Linked DNA regions of Homo sapiens: region 2 is linked to region 1. A link is a loop called in an ENCODE intact Hi-C map of the cell type or tissue named here. Cell type or tissue: B cell. All regions are shown on one strand. Each heading gives the region's core, and the rest is flanking DNA. Links, peaks and the distances in the headings are about the cores only.

The links. Peaks named below come from ENCODE experiments on the same cell type or tissue, not always from the same donor. Only the 100,000 strongest peaks of a DNase experiment are listed, where the experiment ranks them.
Region 2: it touches region 1 in a loop (2.5-fold over the local background); 2 of 110 quality-filtered maps call a loop at or near these places.

The regions. Positions count from the first base shown.
Region 1 is chr2:60,347,007-60,362,778 of GRCh38, forward strand. MIR4432HG (MIR4432 host gene) reads right to left here. Exons shown (of 2, transcript NR_132992.1): 2 at 12,210-12,842. Among named protein-coding and RNA genes, the nearest start is that of MIR4432, 33 kb to the right of the region's middle. RefSeq lists enhancers at 4,596-4,675, 5,446-5,945, 6,426-6,505, 6,646-6,695. In B cell, for the core only: no CTCF peak of the experiment used is centred there; DNase peaks (open chromatin) are centred at 4,015, 4,945, 5,615, 6,945 and 4 weaker places; H3K4me3 peaks cover 3,441 bases; H3K27ac peaks cover 8,000 bases.
Region 2 is chr2:60,489,892-60,505,663 of GRCh38, forward strand. All of the region lies in intron 2 of BCL11A (BCL11 transcription factor A), which reads right to left. Among named protein-coding and RNA genes, the nearest start is that of BCL11A, 56 kb to the right of the region's middle. RefSeq lists enhancers at 3,515-4,016, 4,017-4,516, 7,070-7,679, 10,103-10,312 and a silencer at 9,393-9,462. In B cell, for the core only: no CTCF peak of the experiment used is centred there; DNase peaks (open chromatin) are centred at 9,040 and 9,986; H3K4me3 peaks cover 1,095 bases; H3K27ac peaks cover 8,000 bases.

The DNA of each region.
Region 1 (15,772 bases), core at 2,499-10,498:
ATCATAATTTCAAACCTACTCGCATAATTAAAATGAAAATCACTGACAATGCCAAATGTTGAAGTTAATACAGAGGACATAAAACCCTCTTATACTGCTTGGCGCAAATATAAAATGGTACAACCACTTTGGAGAACTGTTTGGCTGTTTCCTGTGAAGTTAAATAGACATCTACCCTATGACCCAGCAATTTCACTACTATTTACACATGAGAAATGAAAGCAGGCTTCCAAAAAAGACTTGTAAGAGAATGTTCATAACAGCTTTATTCATGATAGTCAAAAACTGGAAACTACCCAGCTATGCAAATATAGGAGAACAGAAAAACAAATTATGGCACATCCATACTATGGAATACAATTTAACTGTATGTATTAAGAATAAACTATTGATTCATGCAAAAACTTGGACGCATTTTGAAAACATATTTCCAAGTTAAAGAAGCCAGACATTAAAAAGTATGTATGGTATGACTCCATTTAGGAGAAGTTAGAGAAAACTAAGATGATAAAAATTAGAAAGTGATTGACTCTGGGGAACAAAGGAATTGACTCTAAAGGGATATAAAAGAAATTTCTGGGATATTCTATAACTTTTTTGATCACATGGGCATATACAATCATCAAAATTTATTGAACTAAACACTAAAGATCTGTGCATTGTATTGAATATAAGTTATACTCAATTAAAAACTGGAAAGAGCTGTTTTTTTTCTAAGCTGTGTAACTCATTGGTGCTCCAGCAGCCCTGCTGTGGGACCCCCTTTAACAAATACCTCTAACAAAGATTACTAAGGCCTCCCTGTCCATCCCTCCCTCTGCTTTTCCACAGACCACCAGCCTCCGGTACAGCAGTACATGCGAGCACATGGACATGGGGCAGGGCACCAGGGAGAATGGCAAGACACACGATGAATAGACAGAGCCCAGCAGCAGGTCCAAGTTTGTTTACATGTGATGCTACTCTGTGCATTCCAGAAGTACTAGTAAACATTGCAGTGGGGCTGAGGTCATGAATTCTGCAGGTAGGAGTAACAAGCCAGTGAAATGTGTGACTTCATTCATACCCTTACACCGGTGGGTCAGGTTATATGAGAAACCTGAAAAGGTTTAGAAACTCACTCCAATGAGATGACCCCTTACTGTATGTACTTCGTAAGCAACCATCCTCCCCACCTTACCTACTACCTCCTCTACCCAACTGAAAGTTCTAAAACTCATTTCCATCATGTCTTGCATGAATTCACAACATTATTTTCCAAAAGTATATATTCCATAACATTTATAGATACTGATTATTAAAATACAAGTTCACCTAAATGCATTACTGAGTTCATTATATATTTACTCACATAGTAAATGTTTTAAAAGTAGAACTTCTATTGGAGATGTCACAATTTCTTTTTTAATTTTTTTTTTTTTTTTTTTTTTTTTTTTGTGATGGAGTCTCCCTCTGTGGCCCAGGCTGGAATGCAGTGGCATGATCTCAGCTCACTGTAGCCTCTCCCTCCCAGGTTCAAGCAATTCTCCTGCCTCAGCCTCACAAGTATCTGGGACTACACACCACCACACCTGGCTAATTTTTGTATTTTTAGTAGAGCTGTGGTTTCATCATGTTGGCCAGGCTGGTCTCGAACTCCTGGCCTCAAGTGATCCACTTGCTTTGGCCTCCCAAAGTTCTGGAATTACAGTCGTGAGCCACCACACTCGGCTGGAGATGTCAGAGTTATTTTTAATAAGTAATTTTCAGGGGGTTCCTTATACTTGGACAGATACATGGTGTCTGATAGACCTGGATTCAAATTCTGACTCTGCAACTTCCTAGTTACATGACCTTGGGAAAATTACTCAATTTCTTTGACCTTCAGCTTGTCATCTGAAGAAATAGAGATAATGATAGTCCCTACCTATAGCAACTTAAGAGGATTAAATGAAATTAATGAAGGCTTTAACACAGTGTATGACACATAGTATGTGGTCAGTAAATACTAGCATTATTCAATAAAAACTGCAAGGTATACTTAAAAAAAAAGTCCAAGACCTAAGGACTAAATTCTGCTCCTGTGTCCCCACTTCTCCCCACATGATTTGAACATGTTCTTTAACTCTCCGGACCTCCATTTTCTCATATGCAAGATGAGAAGGTTGAGGCCAGCTGTATCAGTGGCTTCAACACCGTTGAGTACCTTTCCTCTGGCATGGAACAAGATGCCCAAGGATGGAAATGTTTATCCTACCATCAACACAATCTAAACTGCAGCAAAATGCCAAAAAACACCAGGGCCAGGGTGACCACAGCTGCCACCCCCTGCCAGTGGCACAGGAAATAAAGAAATGACCCAGGAAAATATCTAGTAAACAGAGATCTTGGACTGTTGAGCTAAGGATAGTCTCTTCCCTTGAGACTGGCAAGTGAGTCAGAAGTTTGTTGGTTGTTTTGTCTTGTTTTGTTTTGTTCTAATCCAAGCAAAGAGGACCTCAGGGATAGGAGAGGAATGAGTCTTTCCAGTGTGCCTTTCCACTCCCATTACTACCTCCTAAGTCAGGCTTTCAGAATCTCTTCTTAGGACAATTGTGAGGGACTCCTAACTTGTCATGCTGCTTCAAGCAACCCTTCCTCCAGCCTATCCTAGATAGCACAGCCAGAGCTGTCTACCCAACGCACAGCATGGATATGCTCTCTCATGCTCAAAATCCTTTCCCAGTGCGCATTAACACTAGACTCGTTCTTCCCTCCACCCAGAGTACCTTCGACATTCTGATCCTTGAAGCCCCAGATCAATTCCTACTGCTTCCAAGAAGCTCATCCTCATGAGTTCTTGGATGAAATAGGGAGTTCCCACTCACTGGAGAATTTCAAGAAGAATGACTCAAGCACATGCTCAGGAATCTTTATTGGTTCTCCATGTTCTATTGAATTAAAAAAAAAAAAAAAAGCTCAAACTGACAGTCAATACAATCTACAACATATACTCACCCAGATTCCCACCCTACTATTCCACCCTACCTGGCCTAGTCCCCTGCTAATCCTGAGAACATGCCTCTATCTCTATCTTTATCCATATCCCTACCACCTGGTACTCCTGTCCTCCGATTGTCAAAACTTGACCCCTCCTTTGAGATTTATTTCAAATCCTAACTAAACTCTGCTGCTTTCCCTAATTCTATCCTCCTTCCAAGCCCTTTAACTCCTGTGTTTCTTGTTTTTCCCTAGGAATCAGAATCTCCTTGGCACTTCAGTCAAGGGTACACTTGGAGAACATAAGGCCATTGAGACAGGGACCGACCTATCTGTGCATTGTGACCCCTAGGTTAGCACTGTCATGCCATAGCATTTAGGAATTATTGAGTGAGGGACTCTCGAAGGTCCATGTCTTGGCTGTTGTACAAAACACACGAGCATTGAATGGGAAGTTGGACAAAATAACGCCAACAGTCTCTTCCAGTTCTGGCCTTCCAGAAACCTGGATCAGCTCTATGACATCTTCTGAACTCTGCTTTTCCCAAATCCCTTTGGCCCCTTGCCACCCAATTCACATTTAGTTGTCTGGGTTTTTTGTTATTGTTTGTATTTAATGTTTTGCAAAGAAAATGCATTCACATAGTTCAAAATAATTTTGTAATTAAAAGGTACAAAGGACAAAAATCTCACCCCCACCCCATCACGTAACTGTTTAGTTAACACTTTTATTATCTTTTTATATCCTTCCAGATTTCCTTTACGCAAATACAAATATATGTTCTTACATTTTATTACACAAACAGTAGCTTGCATGAGGTTGTTTTTGTAATTGATTTGTGAGTTAAATTTGCTCACCAGCTGCAGTGAAATTGCTGTGTTGGGAGGGTCCTTCAAAGCTCCTTTATGCCCTACTATGCCTAGCTCAGGGCTAGGCACATAAAAATGCTTAAATAAGTGCTTCTTGGTTGGCTGCCCTTCCATAACCTTCTCCAGTCCTGCCTGGAGCTGAAAGCACGTGCCCTACTTACAGCTCCAACGTGTGAGGAGAGGCCCTGCACTCTCACTTCCTCAGACACATTTTTAGAGAATCATCTGAGCCCCGGGGGCAACGATGCAAGTTTCCATCTGTGGTATGCCAGGCCTCCCATCACCTCAGCCTTTCAACTTGGTGGGAGAGAAAATATCATGGGCTAGGAATCAGGAGACTTGGATTTCCTGCAGCTGTGTCCCCAACTTGCTGTGCAACCCTCAACAAGACACTCATCCTCTCCAAGCCTCGTTCTTCTCATCTTTAGAATGAGGAGATGGCCCAGGTGATCTTCCAGGGATCTGCCCACACCAGCACGGCCCTCAGCCAGTCCCTTCCAGCCTCAGCTGTGCAGACATTGTGTGCTATGGGGATGAGGGCCACTTTGCACCCAGGAAGGCACCTGCACTCCCCCTGGACCTGTGCCCATTAGCGTGTTGATCCCAGCTAAAATGGCACAGCCTTGCCACAGTCACACAACATTGCATGAGCATCTTGGGGCAACAATTCTTTCCCCTGGGGCCACAGGCCCGGGCCCCAGAGGCAGCTGCCTGCCCGAAGCAAGACTTAGCCTTTCCTGGTAAGTCAAGAGAAGCCTAAGTGAGGTCTCCTTGATGATCCAGATATGGATCCCATGACACCTAAGGACACATCTAGGGAGGCTAGACTACCCACCGATGTAGGCTTCAAGGCCAGCACTGCTCTCACTCACATCCTTGAAGCAGGTGGCACCAGAATGGGGAATTGTGTGGTTCCCAAGAGCCTCTGTGGGGGAATTCCTCTCCATTCCTCTCTGCCCGACTGCCCTCCTCACCTGCTTCCACCTGCTGTTAGAAACAGGAGAGATGTGACCTGGAAGGCACCTCCAAGACCATCTGGTCCACCCTCTTTGTCTACAGATTCAGAAACTGAGTCCAGAGAGAGGAAGTCACTCACTTGGGGCATGCAGCTGCCTGAGTGAGGAAACAGTCTTCAATGGCAAGCCACTCAACACGTCTCAGAGAAGCCAGCCAGGGCTCCCTTCCCCCTTCTGGAGGCCGCGTCCGCACGTCCACAGTGCAGCAGGTGCCCAGCCAAGACTCTCGACTCAGGGAACAGGGTGGGAAAGCTTCTCAGGGGGAGCAGCCAGGAACACCGGGTGGTTGACTCAGTTCTCTGCACCAGTGGCGAAGGCTGGCTGCCAGCCTGCCTCTGGGGGCTTAATGTGGGTATAAACTTCTTGCAACTGTTGTAAGCAGGACAGGCAGGGAAGAGATGAAGGTGGCAGCGTTGTCTTCAGCTGACCAGTGTTCAGGCTGGAACTGGGAGTCGGGCCTGAATTCAGACCACAAAAAAAAGCTATTGTTAGGAGCCCCGTTCCCTATTAGGGATAGAGATCAGAGCTTGTGGAATTTACTTCTATTGAGTGATCCCCACTTCTCTCTGCCTGTCTAAATCCTCTCTTCTTTGAAAAGCAGCTCAGAGCTGCCTCTTTCTTGAAGCCTTCCTTGCCTACGAACACCCCCATGCAGTCTCCATCCTCTGAACAGCTTGCAGCATTTCCTTCAGGAGGCATCAAGGAACTGGGCACCCGTCATGAGTTCTGGGCTGCCGCTTAGATTACGCATGTGCCTGAGGTCATGGGACCAAAGGCTGGGCGTCTTCAAGAGGAGCAGGATGTTCTACCCCTTTAGTGCCCTCCGCAGCCCACGGCCCAGCAGAATACATAAAAGGTGTGCAATAACAACTTACTTGCCTGTTGACTGATTCCAGTTCCTCCCCCCAAAGGACAGCGAAGCCAACCACACACTCTTGAAATGCTTGTTTCTCCTGTCAGACATCCCTCATGTCCCCATGCCAGCACCCCCAGGCAGTTCCACGGGGAGAGGAGTGTAAGGTGGCAGAGTTGCCGACTGGGCTTCTGGAACTGGCATCAGGCTTGAGGGTCGTTTCGGTGGACTCCACACTGCCTCACGGACCAGGTGCAGCACAGCTGGCTAGGACCCGTAAGTCCTGCCTTGCATCCTCCCTCCCATCATTACAGCAACACACACACACACACACACACACACACAATGTCCTCATGTTTTTCCCTCTTTGGCTGCCCCTGAAGCCTATTTCCACTCAACTCCTCCTCTATGGATATGTTCGGACATGTGTAATTTATCCCAGGGCCCTTTCGGACTGGAGTTAATCTCACATCCTAGTCTACACGCATCACCTGCCACCCAACTCGTCCCCCAGGGACTCCCTCCAGCTCTGGGAAAGGCCAGGTGACAGCAGCTCTCACACCGGCTCTGGTGTGGAGAGGGGTCAGAGTAAGTAAAACCAGAAACAGAGAAATAGCAGCAGTAAAAGCAAATGCCACTGTGTTGCTGGACCTCACGGAAGCCCCTGCCCACATTTAGAAAGATCCTATAATTTCCAGACCGTCCTGGTCAATAATAATCCGAGAGAAACCTTAATGTTTGATTTCTTCCTCGTTGTGATTTGTGGCTTGTGGAGCTCAAGATCTTTGAGGCCAAAATGGTGTTTTTGTTCATTAGGCAAAGTTGCAGGCCCAGGCAGCAGCGGCTTTCTCCAGTCTGCCCCCGCCTGGCCCCAGCTGAGGCTCAGGAAACCTCCTTGGCAACGGCTAAGGGTCTCACAGTGACATTAACCCAGCCACATTCCACACATGTAATATTCCCGAGTAGTACTTAAGCTTGTAAATCCATTTTTTATGATGCAGAATTGTACAGCATGTGCAACGCGATGCGGATGTGTTAACATCACCGTGAGAAACTTAACTTTTGAATATCCTTGTTTTGGGAGGTACACATTTTACAACTTCAGCAACATGTTACCAAACATTTCTTACACAGTTACTTCCATACAAGGTTCAAGGTGGTTGGTTATATTTAAATATAGAATTTCCCCCTACCTGATCACACTGAACAAATTAAAAATGGCTCAATTATTTGCATCAAGTTCTGGGTTTCTTACTGACGCCCTTGCTTCCCTATTGTAGCTTTGAAATTAGACTTTTAATTGTGCTTGTGAAACAAAAACACAGGAGGCCATTTTCATTGCAGAACAGAAAGTTACAGGCAAAGTTAAATGCACCTGCATTTCTTTCTTTGTTGGCTGGGGGTAGGGTAAGGAGGGAGGAGGAAGAGAAAGATTTCTATTTCAATGTCTCACTTCAGGTCAGAGATTAGAACTTCCAAGCTCTGTGTGAACAGGGCACCTGCTCACCTTCTCTGGGCTGTGATTTCCTGCTCCAGCACCAGCGTGCTTCAGCATTGACAGAGGAGAAAAACTTATCCAAGTGATTTGGGCAAATATATCTGATTATCACAAGCCCTATTCTCTTTCTGTTGGCACTGATCGGGAAATGTAATTCACCACCCTCCAGTGCCATAGTCCATGGAGTGGAAAATTCTAAATTCAAACCTGTTCCAGGTCAAAGATTCTTATGTCAAGGCAGAAGAATAGAGCACAGTTTAGCAACTGATTAGCTTCATTTATAAAGCTAATTGATTAGCTTTATTTGTTAATTGATTAGCTTTTATTTGGGTTAAACAATTTAGTCATGTGACAGGTGGATGTCCATTTCTACTCTTATTCTACTCTTCTCTTGATGGTCGGCTGGCTGACCAGTTCCCAAAACACACTCTTTGCTTCAGTCAGGATGGCAATCCCACAGACTCACTGTCTCATTCTTCAACTACACCACCTCCCGCCTAAGCCTCGTTCTTCTTGGCCCTTCCCCAGGATTGCTCTCCAACCCCTTCCCTCCATCTTTCCATCCTTCCAAGCCTCATTCAGCCCCAGTTCCTCTCTGAAGCTCCCCCTGATACCTTCCACCCCTCACAGACCTCCCTGCTCTCTACACACCTGTAGTGCTCCCAGCATATGCCACCAGCTTTGCCTTGTGGAATGACTGTTTTCATCACCTGGCGACTTGTACCAGCTTGTCTCTCCACTCTTGTAAACCTGTGGGAGGGCCCCTATCTCATGTGTCTGTGCATTCCAAAGAATGCCTAAGAGGGTGTTGCACTTAGAGCTGACACTTAATAAATACTTGCCTGTTTGGGGAGGAAAATTGCAATCAAAATTTTAAATGCACTTGGCCTCTAACCTACCAGTCCCTCTTCCAGGCATCTAGCCTATGGAAACACTAGCCCACTTATATAAAGATGTATGTTTAAATGAGTTTATACATGGAAAAGGTTTAGAATAGGACCCCACCCACAGTAAGCACATTATTCAGGATTAATGGTAGTTGTTGCTACTGCTATTGTTGAGAGGTTCACTGTAATATTGTTTATAATAGCAAAAATCTGGAGCAAACCCAAATGGCCAGAAGGAAGAGTATCGTTTTTGAAAATGATGCTACATCAGTATAATTGTAGGTACATTTTAAAAAGAATTAAATTTATATATACTGAAATGGGGAAATGTCCCCAGTATTAATGTTTATCAAAAAAGCAAACCACAGAACAACACTTATAGTATGATTTCATCTTTTTAAGAACTAGGTAGTAATATGTATATGCACTATACATATTCATGGCAGCAGCATAAAGTCATAACTAAGAGCACAGATTTAGGACTCAAAACACTTGGATATTGATCCTGGCTTCACTGCCTACTACCTACGTGAGCTCCAGAAAATTACTTAACATCTCAGTTTCCTTATCTCTCAAATGGGGAAAACAGTCATATTGCCTCAGAGGACTGGCACAGGGACTAAATGAGTTCATATATGTAAAGCACTTAGAATTGTGTCTGGCATGTCCAGATTCCCCAGTAAAGGTTAGTTCTTACCACTGTTATTATCTGAAAAGGAAAAAAGACTGAAAGGATATAAACCAAACTGTTAACAGTGGTTTCCTCTGGAGAGACAAATTAGGAGAAAAGGAAACCTTCTGGTTTGGTTTTGTTTTACCACAAGCAGGTATAACTTACATCATATAAAAATACCTCCTATTTGTCAGTAGCATGGCAGGTTTGATTCATAAGGACAAACTGCTACCTGAGATGTAATGTAAGACGTCAGGATGCAGGCCACAAGCCACGGCTTCCCCATTTCTAAATCCTGATTCTAATTCCAATCCACAGCCAGAAAATTAAAAAATAAAAGATGTTATCACCAGCTGCTGCCCCACGCATACTCTGCAACCCCACAACATGCTGAAAAATGGAGAACATCTGTTTTAAAAAATGAAAGCATCAATTACTATTTTAAACGGGAAGAAAGGGAACAGGAAGTAAATATGGTGACAAGTGTATTTTTATTCATGCATCTTGACAGCCAAGGTAGGGTCTAGTGCTGCTTTAATAATCATCTTCCTGTAGTAGAAGATGGTTCAAAATACCATAACTTTCCTACTACTCCCTTTCACCTGGCAAAATCCTCGTCTTCCAAGACACCTTCCCAGACAACTCCAGTCTGCAGCATTCTCTCCCTACTCCCAACTCAGAGAGATTCTCTGCCCTCCCGCATCTGGGTGGCTCTCCTTCTGGTGACTCATGTCATGATTTAACATAAGCACCACCCAAGGCCCCAGAGTGTGGAGAACAGGAGCCTCTCTGCCTCAGGTTTCTGTGTCCTCCACCACATCTCATGACAATCCCGTCCCACTGGCTACAACAAAAAATCTAAAGTCCTTGGCCCGACACTCCAGGCCTCCCCACCATAGCCCCACACTCTCCACCAGGTCCTCTCTCTTTCTGGGGATGCAGTCAGACTGGCCGAGTCCCTGTCCACCACCTCCACCTTTTGCTCTCCATTGCTTACTTTTTTTTTTTTTTTCCTTTTTGAGATGGAGTCTTACTCTGTCACCAGGCTGGAGTGCAGTGGCGTAATCTCGGCTCACTGCAACTCTCACCTCCCAGGATCAAGTGATTCTCCTGCCTCAGCCTCCCAAGTAGCTGGGACTACAGGTGCGTGCCACCACGCTCAGCTAATTTTTGTATTTTTTTAGTAGAGACGGGATTTCACCATGTTGGCCAGGATGATCTCAATCTCTTGACCTTGTGATCCACCCGCCTCAGCCTCCCAAAGTACTGGGATTACAGGCGTGAGCCACTGCACCTGGCATTCCATTGCTCACTTTTGTGGCCACTTTCCCCTTATATTTGCCATCTCTATGCTGTTATCAGCTTGCTTTTCACATACCCACCTCTCGCTATTCCTTCAGGCCAACTTATTATAATACCCCCAAGTCCTGGTCCCCAGCCAATACATAAGGATCTATTTCCCCCACTCCCCTCTGCACCCCTCATCCTGTGCCTAGCAGAAAACCCAAATCACACAAGCCACCCTCTGAATGGGTAGAGCTTGTCTCTTCAACTGGATCGCAAATTCCTGGAAGGCAGGATACGTGTCAAACTTGCTTCTTTTCCTTTCTCAGATTGGGCATGAGTGGAGTGGAGCAAAGGCTTGGAGTTGAGGGAAGGCGGAGTGAGAATCTTGCCCCAAAAGTTTAATGTGGACTTTCATTTAGTAGTTATATCTATCTGACAGCTCGCTAACTTTGTATGGCAACACTTTCTTATTTGTCTTTTCATTCATTTTTCTTGCTGGGAAAGAAAAAAAAAAAGATAGTTAAAAATTAAATCCAAAACTTTCAGCTCTGATAAGATGAATTTTCTCAAAAGCCAATAATTCCACATGGCTCATCTAAAATTAGAGAGAAGTGACCAGGATTTTTAGTTGACTGGCTTTATAGTAGATGCAAGATAGTCAAAATCTATTTAAATGACTTTCTTAGGGAATTGGAGCAGCAGGCAATGTATCAGATGCCAGAAGTCCATTTAAATATTACACTAAGGGAAGGGAATTAGTTTGGTCAAGCTGCTAAAATGAATAGGCAGGGACAGAAATGCCCTGGAGAAGTGCTGGGTATTTCATCTTGAATCTATTTGAAAGATAAACACATTTATTTACTAAGTTTAGTACTTCAACTATTTTCTGGAATCGGTATTTGTACAAATCCAGGCCGAGCTGGCCAACTGGAATTAAAAAATGACCAGGACTAAAAAATTAATTTGACACTCCTCAATTTCCTTGTTTAGAAACACAAAACAAAGTCCTATTGAAATTGGAGATATATACAATATTTCAGTCTACAACTGGAAACTGCTGCTGTGCACCGGCAAACAGCAGCTCTCAGCTCCTCCAGCCCCAACGTGCTTGCCATGGCGGTCCAGGCTGCAGCTGTTTATGAGCTTAAAATGCAAACATGCTAACTTTTTTCTTCTGCAGGAAAAACATGTATTCCCACTGACACCTACTGCTGTCTTACAGATGGGCCTAACGCTGAGATTTCAAACATTTTACAGGAAATACACGGACCCACACTCCCTGAGCAGGCCCCGTGCTACCCAGGCACTTTTTAAATTGCTTTTCCAGTAGGATCCCAGGAAAAGGTTCAGTTTTGCCACCACCTGCACAAGGCCAGGATATGACTGGTTTGACAATCTCTAACCTCTGCATTCCTGCAGGGGTCCTCCGGGTAACTCTGCCCCCCACCCAGTTAGTGACCCCTTATGGACTCTGGATTGGGTGTTTGGTAGCCTGAGTTTCCTATGGCCAGCAGAGGCAGGAAGACCACACAGTATCAGACATAACATCTCACAAGATGAGGTGTGGCACAACATCCCAACTGTGCTGGAAACTGGGGCTGGCTGGTGAGGATGTCATTTAATGGATGAGCAACTCACCAGCCGGTTTCATTATTGAATGCCTCCCTCTGGCCCCTGAGTAACGGAGCTCTCGCTGGCAGGCCTGGCTCTTCCCCATAGTTCTCAAAGGTTATAGAACCCCCTTCTTCCCTTGTAAACTCTTTCAGCAATAGTCTTCCCTGCTCCCCCTATATTGTCAACACATCATAGCTGAAGCCTCAGTGGAATACCCCATCCAATTTCCCATAAAATGGGACATGAAAATAAACACACATATTGTATGTTGGTTTACATTTCCTGCACAGACCCAGCAGGGGCGACAGGAAAGACATTAAGGAAACTATTTCTAAAGCAATGGGCTACATTTTAGCCAGAATACTCTCACTGACCCTAAAAAGAAAGCCATTCAGATGGCTAAAATCCCATATAATTCTTTGAAAACGCTCTTCAACATTCCCATTTTAATTTCCAAAATCAATATGGCTTGCTAGTGCCCCATGCTCCAAGACAACAATTCATATTGATGGGGAGGAAGGGATGAACATTTTTCTATTGAATGGAAAATTTGGTTATTTTTAAGGACATTATTCCAAGAGAGAAAAAGGTCTTAAGTCCACTGCACCTGACAGAGTATTCTTTTGTTCCTAGAAGGCTGGTTTCTCTTGACATCTCTGCCCTCATTAAAAAAGCATATCACAGTTGTCACCTTTATGTTTTCAGTCATGCAGTTTCAAGCCCCAAAACAGAATGTTGTCATTTATTTTTCTTCTGAAGAAATGGCACCCTGCTCACATGCATGCATGCTCAACGCCAAAAATCCGAGAGGACATTCCTGTAGCACCTCTCTAATTCAGAGCACCTGGCAAGTCTGAGTTAGCGAGTTGTCTCAACCAGGGGATAGTAAAGGCTATTTTATGTCTTCCACGTATATTCACTAACTAGGTAATAATCACTTGCCATTAGCACATGAAAATTGTGCGTAAGTGGTGCTGCTGAAGAGCTAGAAAACAGTTTGTTCTCAGGTAGGTAAATGGTCCCTCCTGCAGTCTTGTTCACACTGTTAATTTGCTGAGCAAACCCTTTCCTCAAGGACTGTGCAAACACCGGTTTCGGGCTCCATGTTAAGGAAGCTCACAGGCAGTCCTCTGCCCCCTTGAGACGACAATTCATCTTCCACCACAACAAAGCCATTTTGCCACACCTAAGAACCAAAAAAAAAAAAAGAAAAGAAAGAAGCATTGCATGTAATATCATTGTCTCTATCAGCCATGGCCTTCCTTTGGTAGGGGCAAAATATTAGTCTCACACTCCAGCCACAAGGAGAAACTTGACACATCCGAACATTAAACTTCCTTCCAACCCTGCCCCCAACATGCCTGCCTTGCTACCCTAATTCTTCCCCCTCTCCCACCCCCAAGTTTCTGCCTATGAGGAGAGAAGGGTGAGGAAGTGCGGATGTCTGCTTCAGGGTGCTATTTGGGGTTTCATCTATTCATGCTTCTCACTTAGCACCCACTTGCCATGGAGGGGCAAGATGAGCCTGGGACCACTACCTTTGAGGGTTGGCCAAGAGTGGGCACCCTGGATCAACTCTTCTCTGGCCTCAAAGAGAAATTTCCTCTTTGCCTGCTCTTCCCTGAGGATCTGTGCTTACTCTTGTTCCAAGAGAGAAACTTGACAGACCAAGATCAGAGTGTGGGGCTAAGGACTAAGAGGACTATTAGACTGCTTTGAGGCTGGCTTTGAACCGGAGGGTTAAGGGAATCCTGAGACCCATGCTGGTGCAGCAGATTCAGCGGGAAAAGGAGTTTCACATCGAGCATGGGGTCAAAGCCCTGTGGAAATCAGGAGGCCTTTGCCAAGAGCACATACTCTGCATGTCTTTCTTGAGCCTGATCTGGGATTGTGTATTTGGGATTTGACTCATCACAAATAACCTAATGAGTGAAGAAATGTCCAAAAGCAGGTAAGTGGAAATGTGGAACATAAGAAGCTGAGATAATCCACACACAAACGACAAGTCCCCAAATGACTATGGGTTGCCTATATGTACTCCAGACATTTTCGTAAACTAAGAAGAGTTAAAATTGACCCAAGACTTTTGCCCTTCCTACATTGCAGATAACACAACTGCAAATATCTAATGCCTTTAGTAGGGATGACTGAAGTTGACATTATAGATGTAGTAAGATCCATGCCCCAAGGATGTTAAGATTCACTGTCAGACAAATAATCTGTGTTAGCTCTGATAAGAAATCCACTAGAGTAATTGGTTCCAGGGTCATGCACCTCCCCACCCCTTTGAAGAGCAGAATCCTACTTCTGGAGACCGTGAGATGGGGGCTGAACTGGAGAACCTCAAACAGAAGTTTGAAGCTTCCTGGCCAGGCGCCGTGGTTCACGCCTGTAATCCCAGCACTTTGGCAGGCCGAGGTGGGCAGATCACCTGAGGTCAGGAGTTCGAGACCAGCCTGGCCAACATGGCAAAAGCCCGTCTCTACTAAAAATACAAAACTTAGCCATGCATGGCGGTGGGTGCCTGTAATCCAAGCTACTCAGGAGGCTGAGGCAGGAGAATCCCCTGAACCCAGGAAATGGAGGTTGCAGTGAACGAAGATAGCACCACTGCACTCCATGCACTCCAGCCTGGGTGACAGCATGAGACTCTGGCTCAAAAAAACAAGAAACAGCAATAACAACAACAACAACAAAGTTTGAAGTTTCCTGCTTTATTTAACATTAATGCCAATTTTGCATTTGACTCCATCATGTAATGATGATCTTTCCATTAATTACATTTTCCTCAAAAATTCATAAGTAAAATAAATGCTCCATGAAAGTTGCCATGTTTATCCTACAGCCCAGGGTTCACCCAGGATACCACCACCTCACTCGACACTCCCCAGTTTGAGAAGAAAAGCAACAAGGGAATGAAAGTACAATTCTGAATCTTGGAAGGAGAAGTGAAAAGAATGCTTATCAAAGTAGGGGAAGACAGAAAAGAAGAATTTTTTGGTATTTTTCCCATAGTCATTTTCCATAACTGCTGAGTCACTGCTAGAAAATGGTTAAAGTATTATGTTGGCTTGTCATGAACTTTTCCATCAAACTGTGTTCATTTGGCAAAAAGTTTTCTCTCCTAGGGACCATCAGAACTTGGCTTAGGAACAGGCTCTCCAAACACCTTGAGAACTTCATGCACATAAGTGCAACTCCTTGATCCCTTAATACATCTAAATTCTGATGAAGTCAATGAAGGTGTCAGAGCAAGACACAAAATCCTCAAGGGACTACCACCAACTTAGCTTTTCCAGTTCACATGGAGATGTTAACTCCACTTATCAAAGAGAAGTACAAAAAGGCACTCAATTATGAAAAGTAGAAACCAAAATGAATGATATTGTGAGTTGGCCTCAGCTGGGGTTTCCTGAATTTATTACCTTAGAAAGTTAAAAATTGGATCTGCCTCTTCCACCCAATATGGTAGTTGGTGGAAAGTAGCGTCTCAGAGCAAATCGCCAGAGTCATGGTGGCCTCCTCAAAGAGGAACAGCTACGCAAACCCCACCAACGCAAAAGGAGAAAGAATAATCACTTGGAGAAGCAAGTTAATGAAATCATGTGTGTAAAGACAAGTAAAATTTTAATACTATTATTAGATAGTTTGATATATGATGAAATCAAGAGGGAAAGACTTAGAGATATGAAAGAAAGGGGAAGTCAGGAGGCCAGGGAGGACCTGGGAGGCCAGGGAGGAGGAGTAGGGAACGGTAGAAAGAATGCAAAGCCCAGAAGAAAGAGAACAGAAAACACAGGAAGAGAAGTAGATAGCGGCTGAGCACGGTGGCTCACGCCTGTAATCCCAGCACTTTGGGAGGCCCAGGTGGGCCGATCACGAGGTCAGGAGATCGAAACCATCCTGGTTAACAGGGTGAAACCCCGTCTGTACTAAAAATACAAAAAATTAGCCAGGCATGGTGGCATGCACCTATAGTCCCAGCTACTTGGGAGGCTGATGCAGGAGAATCACTTGAACCCGGGAGGCAGAGGTTGCAGTGAGCCGAGATTGTGCCACTGGGCAACAGAGCAAGACTCTGTCTCACCAAAACAAAAAAAAATTAACCATTTTGGG
Region 2 (15,772 bases), core at 5,196-13,195, 150 kb after region 1:
CATATCATCAAAATGATAAATGCTATCATGAAACACCATCCATGCCCTGAGTATCCCAACATGGATGGACTGGAGGAGAGGGACAAGGGACCAATACAGACCCTGATGGGCCCTTGATTCTGAACGTCATTCCTGCCCACTCCCCATCTGCAATGGGGGCAAAGGCAAAAGGAAAGCTTTCCAAGATTTAAACAGTCCTCTATATTAGTAACAGACCCATGTGCTAGGCTCCTACAATATCTGGTTCCATTCTGCTAGTGAAAGGAAACCCTACGGTCAACCAACTCCATCCTCTAGAACATATAAGTCAACAGGGGAGAACTCGGCATGAAGGGTATAACAGAGAATTTCAACAACTCATCCACCCCCTTTGCAGAGTCCTCACTTAACATCCCCTAGCATGCTGCCTTTGTCTTCTGATCAGAGTATTTCAGCAGCCCTCTGTGATCTATAGGATATGGTCCAACTCCTTAAGCCATCATTCCAGAGCTCCACAATCCAACTCCAATTTTCTATTCCAGTCTTAGTTCCCCGTACCCATCAAGGAAAATATTCTGCCCAAGTAAAAATCCCTTCCGTTCTCATTTCCTTCCTGGCTTTTCTTCTTCTTCTCTTACCTCCTGGAATCCTGCTCATACTTCAAGGCCTCAATGAAGGTCTACCTAGTCACCTTAGCAAGAAGAATCAATCTCATCCTTCTCCAACCTCATAGAACACTCATCCCATGCACCACTCCCTGACTCATATCTAGGCCTTACATTGCTGGTTAACCCTCTATGCCTCTAATTAATTTCATGTGTTCCCAATGAGTTTCTTCAATACAGGGACTCTTTCTCCTACTTGCTTCTATTATATTTGAAAGTACCAGCACAGCATGTGACATGATATTCATATATTCTAGGAATTCAACAAATAGCATATAAATGACTGATTTACCTTCCTAAAAGGGAAGTTATTTTTCCAAATATCATTTCTGTTCAAAATGGTAATTTTAACCTTCTTAGCACCCACAAACATTTCCCTTCTGATATCTACTTGAACTTTCAGATAAAAAAAAAAAAGCAAGTTGCAGTAACATGTTATGCTACACAAAGATTAGCATGAATATCCACCCTCTTTAAACAGCCACCCCACACCCTGGAGAAGAGCAAATGTGAAGTTTATGTGCCAACCAGACTGTGCGCCAGGTTGGTAAAGTCTGACAGAGTTACCAAAAAATGACAACATCTTCTATATGTGAAGCCCAACTACGTGGTTGTGCAACTCTATAGCTGACTTTCAACCATGGTCATCTGCAAAGAAGTTAGTCTCAGCCACCTGCGCATCCTCAATGCAAAAAGCTAAGTTCTAAAAACGTATTCTTAATGCTGTTTTAAATGCAGCACTACTAAAAAGGACCTCATTTTGATGCCAGAGGGCAGCAAACATGGACACTTTTGGCCCCCTTCAGCTATTAAGTACAGTAAAAGGAAGTCCTAACTATCATTTGAAATGCTCCCGGCCAGGCGCTGTGGCTCACACCTGTAATCCCAGCACTTTGGGAGGCCGGGGCAGGAGGATCACCTGAGGTCAGGAGTTCAAGATCAGTTTGGACAACACAGTGAAACCCCGTCTCTACTAAAAATACAAAATTAGCCGGGCATGGTAATACATGCCTGTAATCTCAGCTACTCGGGAGGCTGAGGCAGGAGATCGCTTGAACCTGGGAGGCAGAAGATGCAGTGAGCCGAGATCGCGCCATTGCATTCCAGCCCGGGCAACAAGAGTAAATCTCCGTCTCACCAAAAAAAGAAAAAAGAAAAAAAAAAAAAAGAAAGAAATGCTCCCCTCAGTTCTCCAGGCTGGGCTGACTGCCCACGTCAAAACACCCTAGGCATCATCACTCCGTGTTGAGAGCCAAGTGGCCAGGTAGGACCCAACACTACGCAGGCACAGACGTTTTCCATGTTAAGAACCCAAATCCATACAGTCCTTAGCACCCAAATAGGTTCAGAAAAGGCAGTCCACACAAATCTGCCAAATAAATGAAGTTCAGATATTGCATTTACGCTAAATACCTTGGAAATTGAGAGGGAATCTGGAGAGGAAGATGGATGTAGGAAAAACAAAAACCCTCACTTTACAGGAATTCAGCACAGGAGATGCTACATTGTTAGCATCTCCGCTTAAGGAGAAGACATACTGATGAATAAGACTGAGTTGGTGACAGGCACAGTGGCTCTCGCCTGTAATCCCAGCACTTTGGGAGGTCAAGGCAGGAGGATCACTGGAGCCCAGGAGTTCAAGACCAGCCTGGGCAACAGGGAGAAACTCCATCTCTACAAAATTAGCCAGGCATGGTGGCATGCACCTGTCGTCCCAGCTACTCAGGAGGCTGAGGTGACAGGATGGCTTGAGCCTAGGAGATCAAGGCTGCAGTGAGCTATGAACATGCCACTACACTCTAGCCTAGGCAACACAGCGAGACCCTGTCTCAAAAACAAACAAACAAACAAACAAAAGACAACTAATTGGGCTAATGTTTAGAATAAATGTATTTCTAGGGAAGAAAAAAACTTAGTTGGGTACTCCCTCCCCTTTTTACTTTTTGAAGCCTGCTGGAATTCTAGGAAAACAGATTTCCTCCCCTTGCTCTCTCCTTCCTCACATACTCACCAGTACTCATGCGCTTCTCAGACCCAAATGCTCTGCTTATGGTGGATAACCCCATCTCAGTGGGCCTCCCTCTCTCTCTCTCTCTCTCTCTCTCTCTGTCATTACCAACTTCTATAAAATCTCAGAATACAAAGGGCATTCTCATTTCCCTGAAATGTACTTTGGTGCTACCCTGAAAGACGGCTAGAGTCTTGAGGAGACCCAAACAGTTAAAGGTTACAGACAGACTTGGTTCCACTCCAGTGGTGGGTGTTTTGTTTTGTTTCGCTTTAGCTTTATTAAGGTATACTTTACATACAACAAAAGTCATTCATTTTAAGTGTACAGTTGGATTCAATTTGCCAGTTGTATACAGCTGTGTGGCCTCCACCAAAATCAAGATACAGAACACGTCCACCAGTCTAGAAAGCCCCCTCATGCCCCTTTGCTGTCAATCCCCTTCCCTAACCCTCTGACCCCTTCCTTCTAACCACTGAACCCCCACCTACCACCACAGTGTTGAGAATTCTAGAATTTGTTACAAATGGACTCATACAGGATATCGTCTTTTGTGTTTAATTTCTTCCACAGAGCAGAATGATTCTGGGATTCATCCATGGTGTGGAGTGTGTTACTCTTTCATTCTTCTACTGTTGAGTTGTATTCCACCATAGGGCGTTTATCCATTCAACCTATTGGTTGCCATGTGGGTTGTGACCACTTTTTGACCACTATGAACAGTGCTACAATGGACACTGTGTAGATGTGTTTATAGGAATGTATGTCTACATTTCTCTTAGGTAAACATCTAAGGCATTTCGAGAACACAGAAAAGGTTTTGAGTTTGAGTCCAGGGAGCCCTCATTTTGTCATCCTCCAGGCTGCCCCCCTCCCACCCCATTCCCTGGAGAGTTCAACTCCAAACCCTATATCCCAGCTATCTGTTTGGCTCAGCTACCAAATGTCATCCTATTCCGAATAGAAACCTCTCCACTACACTAAGGAAATGATGGGAAGAGACCCCAAAACATTCTTAAAATGGGCATTCATTTGAATCAGGCCAAATAAATTGGACTCTGGGTCAGAGATAACTTAAGTGTGGTGTTCGGAGTCCTAAGAGCCCCCACTAGCTCAGAAATGGACTTAGTTGACCTCCCCCATTAGCAGCATGGAGAGTCAAGGAGATGACTTCTACCTTGCCAAAGGCCTTGGGAAGAAAGACAGCATCAAGGTCTCACACAACACTCCAGGGAGGCAGCTGCTGCCCAGTGCTGTGGACAGCAAAGCTTCAGTGCAGGAAATTAAGATTCCCCCTGCCTCCCCCTCCCCCATCCTCATCAGCTTGGCCATGGCAGGGCTGGGGGATCAGAGGTGAACAGGAAGCAGAAGGACCCCTGGGGGAGACAGGGCCTCCAGTGGGACCAGAGCTGAGTGGCCTCAGGCAGTGGCGGAAGCTGATTAAAGGAAGGTACGGGGAGTGGAGGGGAAGTGGACAAAAGACAGGACAGCCATCTTAGACAACAATGCAAGGGGGAGAAACTGAAGAAAACAGAACAGAGACCACTACTGGCAATAAACAGAGAGAAAGTGAAGCCCCATGGGTGAGGCACACCTACATTACTTAAGAAACCTGAGCACATTCTTACGCCTAGGGCAATAAATACATCCTTGAGCTACACAGGCTAAGCAAGAGTGAGAGAGGGTGATGCTGACAGGCCACATGGGAGAGTGGGAAGACGTGGGCTGGGAGCTGGGAGTTTGGCTTCTCATCTGTGCATGGCCTCTAAACTGGGCAGTGACCATGGCCTGGTCACCTCCCCACTCTGGACCTGGGTTGCCCCTCTGTAAACAAGGAGGTTGTAATAAATTATCTCCAATACCCTAATGTCTTATAAATCTTATGCAATTTTTGCCAAGATGGGAGTATGGGGAGAGAAGAGTGGAAACGGCCCAGAGCTCAGTGAGATGAGATATCAAAGGGGACGAAAAGTGTTCATTCCATCTCCCTAATCTCCAATTGGCAAAGCCAGACTTGGGGCAATACAGACTGGTTCTGTGATGACAAATAACTCCTAGCTCATTCCTAATGATTTATCACCAAATGTTCTTTCTTCAGCTGGAATTTAAAATATGGACTCATCCGTAAAATAGGAATAATAATAGTATATGCTTCATAGGGTTTGTATGAAAATAAAATGAGTGCGTATTTGTAAAGTTCCTAGAGCAGAGTAAGTGCTCCGAGCTTGTGAACTAAAATGCTGCCTCCTGGTATTTATTAGTTACACCTCAGCAGAAACAAAGTTATCAGGCCCTTTCCCCAATTCCTAGTTTGGGTCAGAAGAAAAGGGAAAAGGGAGAGGAAAAAGGAAAAGAATATGACGTCAGGGGGAGGCAAGTCAGTTGGGAACACAGATCCTAACACAGTAGCTGGTACCTGATAGGTGCCTATATGTGATGGATGGGTGGACAGCCCGACAGATGAAAAATGGACAATTATGAGGAGGGGAGAGTGCAGACAGGGGAAGCTTCACCTCCTTTACAATTTTGGGAGTCCACACGGCATGGCATACAAATTATTTCATTCCCATTGAGAAATAAAATCCAATTCTCCATCACCAAGAGAGCCTTCCGAAAGAGGCCCCCCTGGGCAAACGGCCACCGATGGAGAGGTCTGCCAGTCCTCTTCTACCCCACCCACGCCCCCACCCTAATCAGAGGCCAAACCCTTCCTGGAGCCTGTGATAAAAGCAACTGTTAGCTTGCACTAGACTAGCTTCAAAGTTGTATTGACCCTGGTGTGTTATGTCTAAGAGTAGATGCCATATCTCTTTTCTGGCCTATGTTATTACCTGTATGGACTTTGCACTGGAATCAGCTATCTGCTCTTACTTATGCACACCTGGGGCATAGAGCCAGCCCTGTATCGCTTTTCAGCCATCTCACTACAGATAACTCCCAAGTCCTGTCTAGCTGCCTTCCTTATCACAGGAATAGCACCCAAGGTCCATCAGTACCTCAGAGTAGAACCCCCTATAAACTAGTCTGGTTTGCCCATGGGGCACAGTCAGGCTGTTTTCCAGGGTGGGGTGCAGACATTCTCTGCCTGTTGTGATGCTTACATATAACGTCATAACAGACACACGTATGTGTTGTGATCCCTGTGGTTTGAGAGTTTGGAGCTTCCCTAAAAGTCAAAATATTCTCAATGGGCCCTCAATCAGCACATACACACAAAAGGTACCTGGAAAACTGTAATTCTTTTCCTGCTCAAAGACAGGCAATTCAATACCCCTTCCCCCAACCAAAAACCCTTGCCACCATGGGAGCCTGGGGCAGAGAAGGCACAGTGAAGTCAAACTGTAATTCCAGGCTCTAAATGGTGCTGTCATTTTTCTGAGAGTCTCTAAATTACAAGGGTGTTTTCACTATTCTTAGCTATTTTTTAAAACACCTAAGAAACATACTGCAGCTCTGGAAAAGAGAACAAACAAACCAAAGAGAAGGGATCCAGAGGTCACCCTCATATGTGAAAAGTCAATTGATAATGAAGGCTTTAGGATAACCGGAGGGGAGATGATTGAAAGCAATGCACCTGTGCAGGAAATGGATTACGGAAACAGGGAATTGTTCATGAAATCCCAGAAAACCAGAACCGGGAAAGTTCTGGAAGTCGGAAAAACAAATCATGACTTAAGCAATGGAAGTCCAATACACGTTTACAGAATGCCTTGTCCCACGAGGCAACACAGGCTACCACAGATGGGGGACAGGGTGGGAGTGGACCATCCCAGTGGTGTTACTGAGGGGCAAAGGGATAGCCCTATGAGGCAAGTGTCCAGGGCAGAACTGGAGCTTTGTGAAACCATTTCCCAGGCAGAGACAGAGCACTAGGCTGGTGCTGCCAGTCTGACAATAAGTCTGCCATTGTCCTCTGGTCAGCTCTGGACACACAGCAAAAGTGAGTTCAGAGTAGCCTGAAGCAGGAAAGAGGGAAGAGAGGAGGATAACACCTATCTTCCACTTTGCTGCAGGTTCAAGGCAAGGATTTGAGACAGTTACCCCTTCTGGAAGAGCCTGGTGAGTACATCTCTCCTGCCTTGTACAACCCTCTCTCCTCACCGACTTTCTCTCCCAGCAGCCAGCAGGGGCCTGGGCCATTTATGGAATGCAAGCCCTGACCACACAGACTTACTTACATGCCAGGACAGCCACCAGGTAGCCTTTCCCACTCTAGGTTCCACTGTGAGTGCTCTCTCTCTCTCTCTCTCTCACTATGCTCCCAAGAGGAGTCTTACATCAACCCCTTCCTCAAATCTCCCTCACTGGATGTCACAGTCATAGGCCTGAAAAGCAGCATGCAAACTGAATTTTTGTAAAGCAGGACCCATTTCCCCATGGACAGTCATAAGAGATGAGTGAACACAATGTAGCACTTAATTTCTGTCTTCACGATTACTTCACGATAAATCTGGATTCCAAAGGGACTATAAGCTCTCACATGGAAGGAAGCAAGATCTCTACTCCTCCCCCAGTGTTGAGTGGACAGGGAGTACACCGCAGACACCTGTTGGCCAACCAATTCTAATTCCCTTTAGCTAGCATCCCCTAAGCTAGAGCTAGAGCTAGAGCTATTTCCTTGCAGCCTTCCTTTTCTCTAGCAAAGTCCTTCCATGCAGTAGCTAATGACCTGTAAACACTTAATGAGCTAGAGAAACATTCCATTGAAAGGAATACCACTGTGCATCCTTTTGTAAAGAGGGGGGAAAATCTTTTGTAAAACGAAGCATCGCCTTTAACTGCTCTGTTTGATCAAGTCAGATTTTTCAGAATATGAATAGCTAGTATTCAAGCATATATGAACTGTCTTTAAGTTAATCAATCCCTAGAAACTAGCCCTCAGGTTAGCAGGCCAAGGATATATGAGAGTGCTTTGAAGTCTAGACTTAAACTGCCGCTCCTGAATTGAATTAGAACATTCCAGGTAGACAGATTCATGGCCCCTAACATCAGGAATCAGCTAGAAACTCAATCGGCTCTTACCAGTCACTACCTACGTCAGTGCCATATCCTATAATGGTGATGATAATGACCATTATGATGATGATAATAATAATAATAGCTTCCACTGGATGGCACTTTGCACCTTCCAGAGCAATTTAACATCCTTTACTTTTTTTGGAAGGCCTTCAGGTCCAGCCTCCTACTCTTCTCTTTCTCTGAACTATCACCTTACTATAGGCACATATTTCCCCCAAAGGACTCAGTGGCCTCTTTTGTCTCATTTCTCCCTTTGCTGATGATCCAGTAGAGAAATGATCAAAAGGATCCTGCACATTGTCCTAAATGAAACCAAGCTTCCTCTGCAGGATGGAAGTGAGCCAGGTGATAGAAGGGGGAGCCTGGACCCACCGCTTCATTGGCCGAGGATGACCCCATAAAGGTCAGGGTGTTGCAGAGATTGCTATGCACAAAATCCAAGAGGCCCATGGAGGTGGGGAGATGAGGGACCCACCTGGCAGACCCTCAAGAGCAGGGGTCTTCTCTTTGGGGGAGGACATCACTCTTAGCAGGGCTGGGGTGAGTCAAAAGTCTGGGAGAATGGAGGTGTGGAGGGGATAACTGGGTCAGACCCCAAGCAGGAAGGGCCTCTATGTAGACGGGTGTGTGGCTCCTTAAGGTGACCCAGCAGCCCTGGGCACAGAAGTGGTGCGTGGAGATAATGCCAACAGTGATAACCAGCAGGGCCTGTCAGAAGAGGCCCTGGACACTGAAGGCTGGGCACAGCCTTGGGGACCGCTCACAGGACATGCAGCAGTGTGTGCCGACAACTCCCTACCGCGACCCCTATCAGTGCCGACCAAGCACACAAGATGCACACCCAGGCTGGGCTGGACAGAGGGGTCCCACAAGATCACAGGGTGTGCCCTGAGAAGGTGGGGAGCTCACAGCCTCCAAGCATTGCATCATCCTGGTACCAGGAAGGCAATGGGCTGCCCCATACCCACTTCCCTTCCTAGAATTGGCCTGGGACATTCATTATTTAGCCACCTCTGGCACCTGCATTTGTTTTTCAAATTTTAATAGCAAATAGGCTTAGTGTGCTGGGCAGAGCTGAGCAGAGGTGATCTGACCCCTCTACCTACTCACATAAGATCAGTAAAGAGAAGGAAGCAGGCAGATGAGGTGACAAGGGGAGAAACCAGTGAGGTCATCTATAGGTCCAAGTTCGTACAGACCCAGCCAGACTGCCAGTTCTCTGAGGAGCTAGAGACTTGTGGCTTAAGGAAGCCTCTCTGATGGATGTACTAATATGTATGTACCTTATACATACATTTGAATTACCTGTAAATCTTGATCAAACTCAGATGACTGTCCAACTCATCCAGAAACTACGTTTGTCTAATAGAACAGGAAGCAGGTGGTGGTGGTGGGTGGTGGGGGGGCATTGATGAGAGGCAGGGCCAGTGTTTCTTCTTCATTTTCCATTCCACTGATTCTGTCCCCACACAGGCATCCAAAGGGAAGAATGCTACAGCTACAGTCCATTTCTCGCTGGCTTTTCTGGGAGATCACCCTACAATGTGTTCCCCAGTATTCAGGTTTCTGGGCTGCCATTATCTTCTCTGGTCTCGGGGCCCAAGCCAAAGAGCTGGAGAACAGTATCTGGCCACAGAACCTAAGGCCTGGTAGAGCAAGACAGCCATGTGCAAGGCGAGTGGATAGCGCCCTTCCGTCACTCCCACAGAGCTGCAGGGGTGTGACGCCCCTGCCCAGCCATACCCTTCTGGGCCACAGTGCTGGAGGCTGAAGTCAAAGCCCATCGTGCCTTATTCCTTCAGGAGCAATACTCCTGGGAAAGGTTGCACATTCTGTAACTCCTCTAAGTGATATTTCTTCCCAGGGGCAAAAAAGGAAATTAGCCCCATTTTATAGATAAAGAGCCTGAGGCCCAATAGGCTGATTGACTTGTCCGGGGCCACCTAGCCAGCAGGTGAAAAGACTCATGTGTAGCTGACTTTAGAGTCCAAGCTCCTTCAACGTCCCACTTTCTCAAGACAGTGTTTGCCACGGGCCAGGGCTAGCAAAAAGACCCCTCCAACCCCTCATACCTCCCCACCAACCCCATGCAGGTGTCAGTGAGGCCCAGGAACATGAAGCTCCCCGGACCAAAGGGGTGGACAGCACTGAAGGAAACCGCTCAACCTTGAGTGGAGAGGCTGCTGTGAAACAGCTCTGGGCAGCACCTGGGCCACAGCATGTGGAAGGAGACATGTTCCTAAGCTGCCTGGTACTCTGCCATCTGTCTTCTCTTCCTCCTAATCCATAAGCACCAGACCTCAAGCCCCATGTGCAGCTCCGGAAGCTGCTAGACCTCAAGCAGGACTAAGATTCGGAGAGAGCAGCCACCGACCTGGCTCCTCCCAGGCAGGCCAGCCCAGGTGAGCCCCTCCAGCCAGGCACTCACCCCACTGCCAGGCTGTTTACTCTTAGCTGGTGTTTGTCTCCTGTCTGCTCTACTGTAGCTCCCTCCCTCCTCTCCTCCTTTCGGTCCTCTGCCCAGGCCTGCCTGAGGCTGCCTGCCAGTGAGATTGCATGTCAGGGCTTTGCCCTGGGCACTGAGGGCTAGGGTGCCCAGAGGCCTGCGGCTGTGCCCTGGATGGAAAACCAGCAGCCTGCAAAGCTGTGGGGGCAGCACAGGACCTGTGTGTGAGAGCGGTGGTCTTGAGAGTGAAAGTGGACAAGTCAAGCCCAGGCGGGGAGGGGACAGGGGGCAGGTAGGGATAGGGCAGGTGAGGTTCCCGGGGCCAGTTCCCCCATTATGCACTGCCTCTGCTTCCCCGCCACCATTAACCGTGCCTCTGTGGGCTGACAGATGTGCCTTCAGAGAAGGGCAGGGAGCAGCTGGGGGCCTGGCCAGAGCAATCATCCCAGCAGGAACTTACATCAGAGCAGGCAGCCTACCCAAGAGCCAGGGAAGGAAGGAGAGCCCCTGAGAAAAAATGGCAGAAGAATGGAAGGGACTACGTGTATTGATGGAATAAACCAGACACCCCACACTTCCCAACTCCTCAGGACAGGGTTCAGAGCTAGGCTGGTGGCTGCTACACAGAGACAGCACCCTCCACCAGTTAAGGTATAAGACAAGGTATAAGGCTGATGGGCTGTAGGCATCAAACCTGGAACTCACAGTCGGGGCACCTCACTTCAAGCCTTGGTGGATAGGTAAGATGAACACTCAGGCTCCCAAGTTAGACAGATGAGCTGGATCCTTCATCTACCACCAATTTCCTGGCTGTGTGTCTGGGAGCAGCTCTTTAACCTCTCCAAGCCTCAGTTTCTTCACTGGTAAAATGTGTATGATGACATTGTATGGCCAACCTGGGGTTGCTGATGGAACTAGTTAAAAGAGTGTCTGTGAAGCAAGCCTAGCTGGGTGGGCTTGCAAGCATTTCTGGGTCGCTGCATCCTCCTCTGTAAAATGGGAGAACCCTGAACTGCTCAGCCGACCTCATGGTTGACTCACTCAGCAACAGAGGTCTCCACAGGAGCCCTGCCCACATGAGACATCTTTGGCACATCTTCTGAAACAAGACCTGTTTCTGGAAAGTTGTTGGTAAACATCCAATTTTGCACTTATTTATATTATTGTTTCAGAAACACTACCTTCATTCTGCTTTGATTCAATGGCAGCCAATTTAATTCATTTGGTCCAAACCTGTAGTGCTACTTGCCAGAACAAAATGGAATGAGCCTCATTCCCTGCCCTCAAGGAGCTCACAGTCCAGTGGCTCTGTCTTTAATATCTATAAGAGCACAGGTAAGTGTCACAGGAAGCCATGGTCCTTTGGGGGAAATGAAGAACACTCTTGTAATATGATTAATCACTTCCAAATACTTTACCTGGTTTGTAAGTTCTCTTTCGGGTGCTTCCCTGAGTGGCAAGAGGGAAAGGCCTTTTGCAAGTACTGACACCGCTTTCTTTTTTTTTTTTTTTTTTTTTGAGACAGAGTTTCGCTCTTGTTGCCCAGGCTGGGGTGCAATGGTGTGATCTCGGCTCACCACCTCTGCCTCCTGGGTTCAAGCAATTCTCCTCCCTCAGCCTCCTGAGTAGCTGGGATTACAGGCATGTGCGACCATGCCTGGCTAAGTTTATATTTTTAATAGAGATGAGGTTTCTCCATGTTGGTCAGGCTGGTCTCAAACTCTTGACCTCAGGTGATCTACCCACCTCGGCCTCCCAAAGTGCTGGAATTACAGACGTGAGCCACTGCGCCCAGCCTTACACTGCTTTCTTAATTACAGCAGTGTGCTCATCTCACATAAAAATTTAAGACGGGAAAACAGGAAGATGCATTCTGAGAAGTTATATCAGCCCCTCTGCCTCTCTACATTCCAAAACAGCCTTTTATTCTAATTATTTTACTAGTGAATTATGGAATAAAGTAGTATTATGTTTCTTTCTACACAACTTGTGTTGCACTAGGTGAAATCTCAGGCTAACAGAGCTTCAGGGAGGAAAGGCCAGACCAAAAATATGCCTCACTCCACAGAGAAGCTGTACCACCAGAAGTCCTGGAAAACTGAGAGGTTTGCATGTTGTAACAATGCAACTCAAGACTATCAGAATGATATGAATATTTGTATAGATACTTATCAAAGCAACAATCAGAGATCAGGTCCCTCCAAATGAGCTTACAGTTTATGATCCTGCTTTGTAAAAGCTGGTGAAACAAAATGATGGATAGCAGATTTGCTGAGCTCCAAAGTCAGGGAGTAGGTAAACAGTGTGAACGTGTCAGCTCCCTCCTGGCTCTCCTCTACATTCTGTGAGCAAACGGAAAAATAAACCATCGGAAAAAGTCTCAGCCTAATAAAACTGCACAGACAGAATAACTTCTTCATCAGATTCAGAAGAGTAGCAGGGGGTTTCTCGCTAGCACAGATTTGAGCTCTGCCATCACACACTTTGTACATACAATTCTGGGATCTCAGGTATTGCTCCTAAAGAAAGAGCCAGCTTCCTTCTCTTATCTTCCTCCAACATCCAAAAGCAGTGTTCACACCCAATCCCATGCTTTCTAATATTAAAATATGAATTTAAGAAATACCAGTGAAAAGAGATTTTTTAAACCAGAAACTCTTTGTGTTGTAATGTTCTTGATATGTTAATAAAACTGTTTTCAATCATCATCAGAGAAAAACAAATTTACCTCTGATCATGGTAGCACAGTAGAGCAGAAAGAGCACTCAATTGGTGATCAAAAGAAATAAATTCTAGTCCTGTCACCCAGAAACTATGTGACCAGGGGAGGTACTTAATCTCTAAGAGAATCAAGTCTCGAGTGGGTAAAATGAGCTGGGGAAGGAGTGAACCAGTGAGAAAGAACACTGGTCTGTCTGGGGCTCCCAGAAGACACAGCCAGACTTCTTTCTTGCTCTTGTCCAAACACCTCCTTGTCTTTTAAGGCCTGGGCTGTCTAGGGGGATGGCTACTGGCTTGGAGCAAAACCAACGTGTCTGTCATCTTAATACACACGGAATGTGTTGAAATGAAGGTGTCTGTGTGGAAGGGACAGACCCAGATCCACTCTGCATTTGTCCTGGCAATGGGAGCAGGAATGAGTCCACCTTCTCTAAACCTGGTCACTCCTAGTCCCAAGATGGAGAAGCCACATCACCCTTGATCATGTTAGCCCCATTCTGCAGCCTCAGGAGGCTCTGACCAGGTGGAAAGCCAGAATGGGGTCCAACCAGGAGACCCAAGACAGAAAAGGCAGGTGGCTGCAAGGAGCCTCACTTCTCCAGGCATTGTGACTTTTTATTAAAAACCCTTACCCATGCCACCCACCGCAGCCTGGACAGGCATTCCAGGAGCCAGACATGTCCCTGGAAGACAGTAGGCTATTGCTTCCTCTGAGCACTGCAACAATTTTCTCTGGACCCTCTCCTCCACCTATTCACAGATGGGGCATAACCCTCCCTCCTATCCATTAGATTGCCCAAATCTGGGAAAATAATGTGTGGCGCTCAGGTCTGAGTGCAGACCAAGCTCCCAATACCAGTGGCTCTTTCAGGCTTACAAAGCCTTGGTGGTTTCCACACCCAGCAGTTCCTACCCAGGACTGAGAAGCCCTCAGCAAACACCCAGATGGCCCTTGTTCACCCTCCTGGAAACCTATAGCTGCCAGGGAAATGTGACATTTTGTGAGGACTAATTTAACCCGCCTAGAAGATTTAGGAGCCAAGATGCAACCCTAAAGCCCACTGCAAGGGACAATATTCTGGATCTTTTGTCAGAGCTTTATTATTTTAATAAAATTTTTATATTAAACAGCAATTCACATTCATCTAAACCTCCTGAAAATTGGTTATTGGCTGCTTCGTTGATTCTAGAAAAAAAAGAAAGCAAGAAATGCAGGAAAGGAACGAGGGGGCAGAGAGGGAATGAAAGACACTGAGTATTAAGGCCCAACCCAGCCAAAACCCCATCTGCTAGAAGCCTGCTGGAAGCCTACATGGCTTCGAGCGGCACATTCTGAGAACTCTGAAGAGTACCACTCAGCCGACACTGCCCCCATGACATAGGGCCCTGGTCTCCTCTTTGACTCACACTTGCCTGGCAGGACTCCCCAAACAGAACAGAGATGCTCAGCCGGGCACAAGAGAGCAGGCCCCAGGGCTCATGCTGCACTGTGGTTTCCCCAGCAATTCCAGAACTGCTGCCTACCGGCACGCATGCAGGATCAATGATGAAGATGCAGTACCTTCTGGGTCTGCCTGGGTCCACCCTTCCTTTCTTAGTCACTGCAAGATTTCACCCAGCCCAGCCACCCACTGAAAAGGCAGAGGAGGCCACCTATCTGAATGCTAGGATATGACACACTTGAACCTTCCTCCTGGCCAGCCTGCTCTCCCAAAGAAGGAATAACAGAACAAAAAAGTCAACCTCTGACTACTTCTGGTTTGTAAATTTATACCAATGTTCTTCTTGAAGTGGGAGCTCAGCATCGGGACACCCAGAAAAAATAATCTCCAAGGCAAAAAGCAAATAGCAGAATGAGTCTGCTGAAACAGCCAACTCTGTCTCTGTCTCCCCCAAGCCCTCCTAGTCAGAACGTTCTCTCAGCATTTCAGCAGGTACTGCTCACCTGGAAATACAGCTGATGTATTTACTGAGAAGCTTCTTCAAGCTTTCTACTGGTGCTTAGGGACAATGCCAATCAAGTCTTGAAATTATATAGAGAGGTGGAATATCAGGTACATATCTGTCCCTGAAAATGCTTAAAAGATCAAACTGATTCCTATCACATGCCTCCCCTACCAGTGAGCGCCCACCACTAGCTTCCTTGCTCCAAACTATTAAAACAGAGCGTCCCCCCAAAAAAACAGCCTTCTGCAAGCCACAACTTCCCTACCCTGTGTGCAGGCTGTGGAAGCGTGGGGTGGACCCAGAAGTATAAGGAGTTCTGGATCAGAATCCCTAGTCTACCCCTGCGGCTGCATGAGACCAGACCTGCCATTTAACCTCTCTAAGCTTCAACTACCCTTTCTCCTGCCTCTTCACAGGGTTACTCATGAGGTGAGTCTCAATTTGACAATACTCCTCAAAGGGCTTACTCAAAAAAAAAATGTGATTTTATCCGTATCCTCATTACTAACAGCACAATGGACATTCGAAAGGGATGGGCCCAATTTTTCATAAGCCAAAAAAGCTAGAGGATCGGAGAGAAAAGAAGGGACGGATACTCAGAAACGGCTTCAAGGGTGTCCTTTGGCACCCCATTCTTCCAGATTGTTCCAAATGCCTGCTGCAGTAATAACAGCCCCAAAAGAACACACCACTTTGTCAGGACTTGTAGGTGAAATGTGTTGGAGCAGCTGTCAGCTTGGGGAAAATCACTCATCAGGTAGTCAGCCGAGTGAGGCTGCCTTCAGCTGGACAAACACTGCATCCACACAGGGAACAAGCGGGTGCTTTCCTGTCCTTCCCTTAGGGGCCAAACCAGCCCTCTTTTACCTTCTTGTCCAACCCAGTGGGCCTCTCTCCCTCAAATGCATACCTCCTTCTCTTTCCTCCAGCTCCCTAAGCTGTTGTTCAGGGCACAGACAGCTCTTCAGGCTGCCAGAGCAAGAGAGT